Linked DNA regions of Homo sapiens: region 2 is linked to region 1. Evidence: chromatin contacts called from ENCODE Hi-C or POLR2A ChIA-PET data. All regions are on one chromosome and are shown on one strand. The core of a region is the stretch at or near the end of the contact, and the rest is flanking DNA. Distances in the headings are between cores, read along the strand shown. Region 1 has its middle 15 kb from the start of MSRB3-AS1. Region 2 overlaps MSRB3-AS1 (MSRB3 antisense RNA 1).

Region 1 (3,212 bases), core at 481-2,980:
GAAAGACTAAAAATATACAACAATCAAATGTGATCAAATTGCATTTGATTGGATCTTGGATCAGAAAAAGAAGCTGCAAAAGACATTTTATATTGTATTGTTCTTTCAAGTTTTCTGTATGCTCGAAAAGCTTCAAATAACAGGTTGGCGGGGGTGTTGCATCATTCTGGCTGCTGTGTAGAGAATAGACTGCAAGGGCCAGGGAGCAGCAGGTAGACAGGTTAGGAGCCTATTATACTAATCCAGGAGTAAGATGGTGGTAGCTTTGATTAGAGTGGTAGTGGTGGAGGTGGGAAGAAGGGATCTGATTCTTTGTAGATTTTAAAGTTAAAACCAAGGGCATGTGCTGATGGACTGAATGTGAAATATATATATATAAATGTATATGTGTGTATATATGTATATATGTGTGTATATATGTATATACGTATATATACACATATATATATACATATATATACACATATATATACACACACACACATAGGAGTCACCATTACATCAAAGTTTCAGATGTAAGCAATTGAAAGTGGAGTTGCTACTAACAAAAATGGAGAAGACTGAAGGTAAGCCAAGTTTCAGGGAAGGTCTCCCATTCAGATTGGGTTATAGTATGTTGAATAGCTCTGCTAAACATCCAAATAGAGGTGTTGCATAGACTGTTGAATATTCAAGTCTAGAGTTCAGAGATGCCTGGGCTGGAGATATAAATTTGAGTGTCATCCTGAAATTGGTTGTGATTGCAAGGAAGTGTGTGTTTCCAGAGAAAAGAGGAGAACCAAGGATTCTGCCTTTGGGGTGGTGATGGGGGTTGGGCTCCAACATTAAGAGTCTGATTGCCAGGACTCTAAACCACAGTCCAGGATTCATTGCCAGGTCCTATTAGTTCTAGCTCTATGCCCACTGATCTTGCTTTCATTCTGGCTGTACCCCATCTGCCTCTTGGATGACGATGATAGGCTCCTAACTGGTCTGCCTTCCACATCTTACTTTGCCCTCATCTAATTTCTCCTCAACTCTGGTGCAAAAGGTCTCATTTCACCCCTCTGTGGAAACAATTCAGGGCTCCTCCTGGATCTCAGGATAAAGCCCAAACTCTGTAGCTTGGCACACAGGTTCTTTAAGATCTAGCTCTTGACTGCTCTTTCCAATCTTATCCCTTATACTCTCCCTACAAATTCCCATAATCTGAACTTCAGTCACACTGGGCTATCTAAATAAGTACCACTATCTCCATAAGTGGAATACAAGGTAGACATCCTGTAAGTATTTGTTGAATAAATAAATAAATAAATAAATGTTCACTTTTAGAATGCTGAAATTGAGGTCAGTGGCATGTCTTTAATCTGGAAAAAACAAACCCATATGTTTATTGTATCCCTACTTAGACCAAAAAAGGGGCACTGTAGGTCTCTAAAAATAGGAGTTGCAAACTAGTCTAGACCAGTTTAATTATAATTCTGCAAAAAGCTGGGAAGAGGTGACTTCAGAAATGTACATTTCAAAGCACTGGTTACATGTTTCCGGTGTTACTCGCTCCATATTAAAACTCTGAGCAGCTGGGTGCCACATTACTGAATTTTAAAAGCTGCACTTCGGTGATCCATAGCAAAAGAGCCTATGAGTCAGGTGATGATCCATTCATCAGTCATAGGAAACATGAGGCACTGAAAATTTAATACAAAACCCCAAACCCACAAAAACTATCCACAGTTTCCTAACACAGGGGATGTGACTCATATCTCAGCAGGGGTACACATACCTTATTATAGTCACAAAAGAAAATGTTTCTCAAACAAAATTTTCCCCCCAACATCATTTGCACAGGGCAGTAATTTGGTGAAAATCTTTTGAAACTTACAAAGTAATTTATTTCTTTGTGGTTGGCCCATATTGCTATGCTTGGTTCTTACCACAATGACTCTTAATTTAGGGAACAAAATGATGGCAATTAATCCTTTAACTATATTCAGCTGAATCCAGAGTCAAATTGAGAAGGGATGGAAAGAAAAAGCCCTTGGTTGACCTAACCTCTGGACCTCCCAGAAAGTGCTCCCACACTCTAGGGATGCCCCCACCAATACCCAGAGAGAAGAGGTCCTGAGCCGGCCATCCCAGTCTCAAGTGGATTCCCATTAATGCACTGCTTTTCTTGATGATAGATAGGGAGGAGGAGAAAAGGAAGGGGTGTTGCTAATAGAGAGACATCACAAAATACATGTTTAGTACTAATCTGAATGTATAGGAGAGAACTTTTTCTTAAATACATCTTTAAAGTTGCGGTGCAGATTTGATGATTTTGTTCATAAAGGACAAGAGAAATAAATGAGTGAGTAGCATAGAGACCTCACTTACATGTCCACTCAGTTATTCAGCAATAATTAATTACATGTCTATTATGTGCCAGAGATTTCATAACAAATGGACTAGAACATGAGCCATGCCCTAGAGAAATCTCCTATCTAGTGTACATGAGACAGCCCTATAATCAAGAAATTATAGTGATATGATAGAATATTCATGCAGGAGCCTTACAAAAACATACAGTGTAAAAGTATCTAACTCTGCCCAAAGGTTAGGAGGGTCCAATCTGTAGGCAATTTTTGTAAGTTGAGTCTTGCAGCATAAATCTTGAGTTGTCTTAGAATACAAAACAGAGAAAGGAATTCGAGGCAGGGAGAACAATATATGCAAAAGTCGGGAGATAAAATGGCATAAATTGAATTCCACATACCAGATTCAGGGGTTTCAGAATATATTTGATACTGACTTCTTTTGACTGAACATTCTTTGAAGGTGTTTTGAGGCTGAGGTTATGAAAACAAACCTTCAAATGGGAACAGTAACATTAATGCATTTTTGTAAAAAAATGTTTTCTGAAGCAATTTTTCTTAAATCTTGATTGGTTTCTTGAACAGTTTAACAATTTCCAGTTTTTCCTTTTAAAATTTTATTTAAATTTTCATTGGGATCAATTCTTTCTTCTCTGGGTAAACATTTACAAAATTTGATTCATCAGTCAGTTTTCTGATCCTAATGATTCACAGATTGCAGTTTTTGCTAGTAAGAGTTGTGTGAGGGGAAAGTGGGAACAATTATTTCAATAAATTCAATATCCCAGGGACAAATTTTATAATTCTAAGTCTTACGGAGTATCACTTTAACTGTTGTTGATTTTAATTTGTGGTATTTCTTTTAATAATATTCATTAA
Region 2 (3,212 bases), core at 512-3,011, 120 kb after region 1:
TCTTCCCATTGTAAGCAACCCTAAAAAAGCAAAGTCCTGCCAATTCAATCACAATGTATTGCTATTACTACTATGAGTGTTTCTGCTCTCACCAGACTCTGAATACCTCAAGAGTGGGAGATTGGTCTTGCCAATCAGAGAAGCTCCAGGGCTAGCCTAGTGCCTGGCACATGGTGAGTACCCAATAAATTTATGTTTTTGAGTGAGAGTGAATGAATGAAGCCCCCAGGTCAATGTGCTTATCGTTATCTCAGAAAAAAAAAATTATTTCCTCTCCTCTTTAGTAACCTTCTGCCCTGTGTAGCTTGGGCTAGTTCAGGACTTGGTTCATATAGATCTGTGCTTTCCAATATGGTAGCCACATTTGGCTATTTATACTTAAATTAATTAAAATTAAATAAAACTTCAGTTCCTCATCACACTAAACACAGTTTAAGAGCTAATAGCCACATGTAACTAATGGCTACCTGTATCCAACAGCATAGCTATAGAACATTTCCATTATTGCAAAAAGTTCTATTAGATAGGGCTAGTAAGACTCCTAACTGAGACCCCTGGAGCTCTTCACCCATCTCTGACTCTACTAGTTATTAATTGTATGACTGGGTGAATCACTCAACTTCACATGTGCGAGCTGTTCCCTCTGCCTGAAGCACTCTTCCTGCCTGTGGTATCCTAGTTAATTACTTCTCATCTTTTAAGTCTCAGCCCAATCATTATATCCCCAACTAGGTCAAGGCCTTTCATAGTACCTTGTCCAATTCCTTGTCAAGGTTGACATTTTATGTATTTTTATGTGACTACTTGATTAATATCTGTCTCTCAGATCAAATTGTTAAGTTTGGAAGGACAGGAGCATGTCTGGTTTTGTCCAGCATTGTATCTCCAATGCCTAGCAGAGTAAGTGGCATGTAGTGAGGGCACAATATTTATTGTACAAATCAATGAATAAGCCATCAGTGTCTTTGCCACAGCCACTGCAAGTGATTGGTGCTCTGCTGGACTGATACTCAGCTGAGACACTCAGGTAAGGTCACATATTTTTCACAGGATCGTCCTTTCAATTGCTCTCAATGTTCATTACCTTTCCTTTTTGCTTATGTTAAATATTCCTAACAGCACTCCTGCTGGTTCACCAGCACGGTTAAGACTTTCAAAGTGAATAAATTGACCGTGCCAGTTGAACATTCACAAAGTTGGAGATGAGCACAGCATTCCATTTAGGCTTTGAAACAGACACTATTAACCTTTGTATCTAGAAGCCACTCATCCAAACTCTTCATCAAGTCAGAAACCTGACACTGATATCCTGAATGGTTTTCTGGAAACTCCCTACTTCCAGGGTTTAACATCCAGCCCCACTCTCAGGATTATATATGGGAAGTTAGAAAACATATACGTCAATGCTCAAAAATTCTATTAATAGCCACATTTCTTCCAAGTGCCCCAGAGGTTTGCAACTGTCTGAGCAATCCTGAACATCATCCTAAGTCTCTTGTTTTAGTGGAAACTACAGGAAATGGGGGTAGTTCCAGCTGAATGTCCCCTCAAGTGTTCAGGTCTGCACATACCACAACCGCTGAGTACAGGCAGACCAAAACAGCAACAGAAAGGTCCGCCCACTTGAGCTCCTGTGAGCCTTCACGTCTGAGTTCATGTGGCTCTCACTCAGAAGCGGAAGTGGAAAACCAAATAAAGTCAACTCCATGGAGGTCCTGGGGACTTAACACTGAGCAGCCACACGAATACCAGAGTGATGCATCATGATTCATGTTATTACAATAAATGCCTAAGAAAGAAATAAGGATTTGGCACTTAGTATAAAGCATTGGCAAGACAGCTCAAAGTTTTCTGCCTGTTGTAAAGCATAGCCTGGGACATTTTCTTTCATTGAGCAATATGCATTAGCAATGTTATCTAGGGTAGTAAAGGAGTTACTCATAAAGCTTTATTAAGTGATGTCAAGACTCCTTCCTCCCTGCGTTCTTTTCTTCTCTGGGACAGGCTATAGAAAAGACATTAAGTTTTTATTTTCATTTTTTTCCCAGTGTGTCTATGCCAGCCTGATATTAGAGGATGAAACACATACCTAAAGGATTAACAATCTAGAAATCACCTTTCCCAAAGTGATTCACATTGGGAAAGAAGTGCTGAAAAGCAAAACAGGTACCCTCTTGACTTAATACTGTTCATATTAACAGAATAGGCTCTGTAAAATACAGAAACAAGTCACGTCAGAGAGCATTCTTTACAGCAACATTTAGGGAATAATGGGGAAAAAACGAACTCCAGCTAGTTCTCTAGGTCTTCATGAGCAATGGAAAGGGTGTGATGCCTCACCAGGAAAGGGTTTTTTTTTACTTAGAAAAACAAAATAATTAAACTTTCATCTCCACGGTGGCTCAGCCAGCTGGTGGTGGCCCAGCAAACACATCCATGCTGGTGCATTTATGATGGACATATCATTGCTGCCAAATCAACTGTGTGATGACTTGTGTCACTCTTCAAGGCAGCTGACATACATAGGGAAGGTGTAGGCTATTTATCTTATACACAGAGTGAACACCTCCCTTGTGGATGGCCTGATGGGGTGTATTCTTGGTTTAGAATCAAAGACTTGAAAGGGACCTTGGGAAAAATTCATCTTCTTTTCTCCCTTCTAATGTGAGAGTTGCCTAGACAGCATCTCCCACAGTTTTGCCGATCTACATTCTCAATCAACATGAGTCAGAGGAGAGATCAAGGAGAAGAGGAACATATTTGGAGGGCAATGGCTGTCCACTGCAAAGAAAGGCCTTCCACCTTCTCTCCCCAGGGTTCCCCACTTCCTCATGGTCTTGCCTGCTTCTAGGTTTTTGCATGTGCGGTTCTTTCTACTTAAGACCCACTCCACCTCCAATTCATCAACATCCTTGCCTGGCTAATTCCTACTTTCCTTGTAGGCCATCCCTTCTGCCAAGAAGCCCTCTCTGACTTGGCAAGATTAGTTCAGGTGCTGCCACTCCTCTGACTCTTCCCACTAGGGTGACCAACTGTCTGTTTGCTTGGGACAGAAAGACTTCCTGGAATGTGGGCTTTTAGTGTTAAAATCAAGATAGTCCTGGACAAATCAGAACAGTCACCCCACCTCCCGTGTTCCCTGTGCTTACCTTCCTCAGACTTAGCATCTTCTATTGTCACTGCCAGTTTGCTTTTAGAACTTTAGACTGTCA

The links. A loop is a pair of places that touch in the nucleus more often than their neighbours do. ChIA-PET counts read pairs that join two places held with the same protein, here RNA polymerase II (POLR2A). Pooled maps may share reads with other maps.
Region 2: a map of HCT116 shows a loop between it and region 1 (6-fold over the local background). The contact joins two enhancer-like sites. A Hi-C loop is called at or near these places in 2 of 168 maps with a recorded cell type or tissue (HCT116 and endothelial cell of umbilical vein) and 1 of 50 pooled maps. POLR2A ChIA-PET finds 5 or more read pairs at or near these places in 4 of 52 experiments (AG04449, AG04450, HCT116 and 1 more).

Annotation. Positions count from the first base shown.
Region 1 is chr12:65,655,534-65,658,745 of GRCh38, reverse strand. No RefSeq gene overlaps it. Among named protein-coding and RNA genes, the nearest start is that of MSRB3-AS1, 15 kb to the right of the region's middle. RefSeq lists an enhancer at 1,121-2,320. Within about 2 kb of position 1,730, at least 5 of the 41 ENCODE cell types and tissues checked have a DNase peak (open chromatin) inside an H3K27ac peak, as active enhancers do; they include HCT116 and endothelial cell of umbilical vein, where a contact is called at or near this core.
Region 2 is chr12:65,535,645-65,538,856 of GRCh38, reverse strand. All of the region lies in intron 2 of MSRB3-AS1 (MSRB3 antisense RNA 1), which reads left to right. Among named protein-coding and RNA genes, the nearest start is that of LINC02454, 66 kb to the left of the region's middle. RefSeq lists an enhancer at 1,377-2,576. Within about 2 kb of position 1,761, at least 9 of the 41 ENCODE cell types and tissues checked have a DNase peak (open chromatin) inside an H3K27ac peak, as active enhancers do; they include HCT116 and endothelial cell of umbilical vein, where a contact is called at or near this core.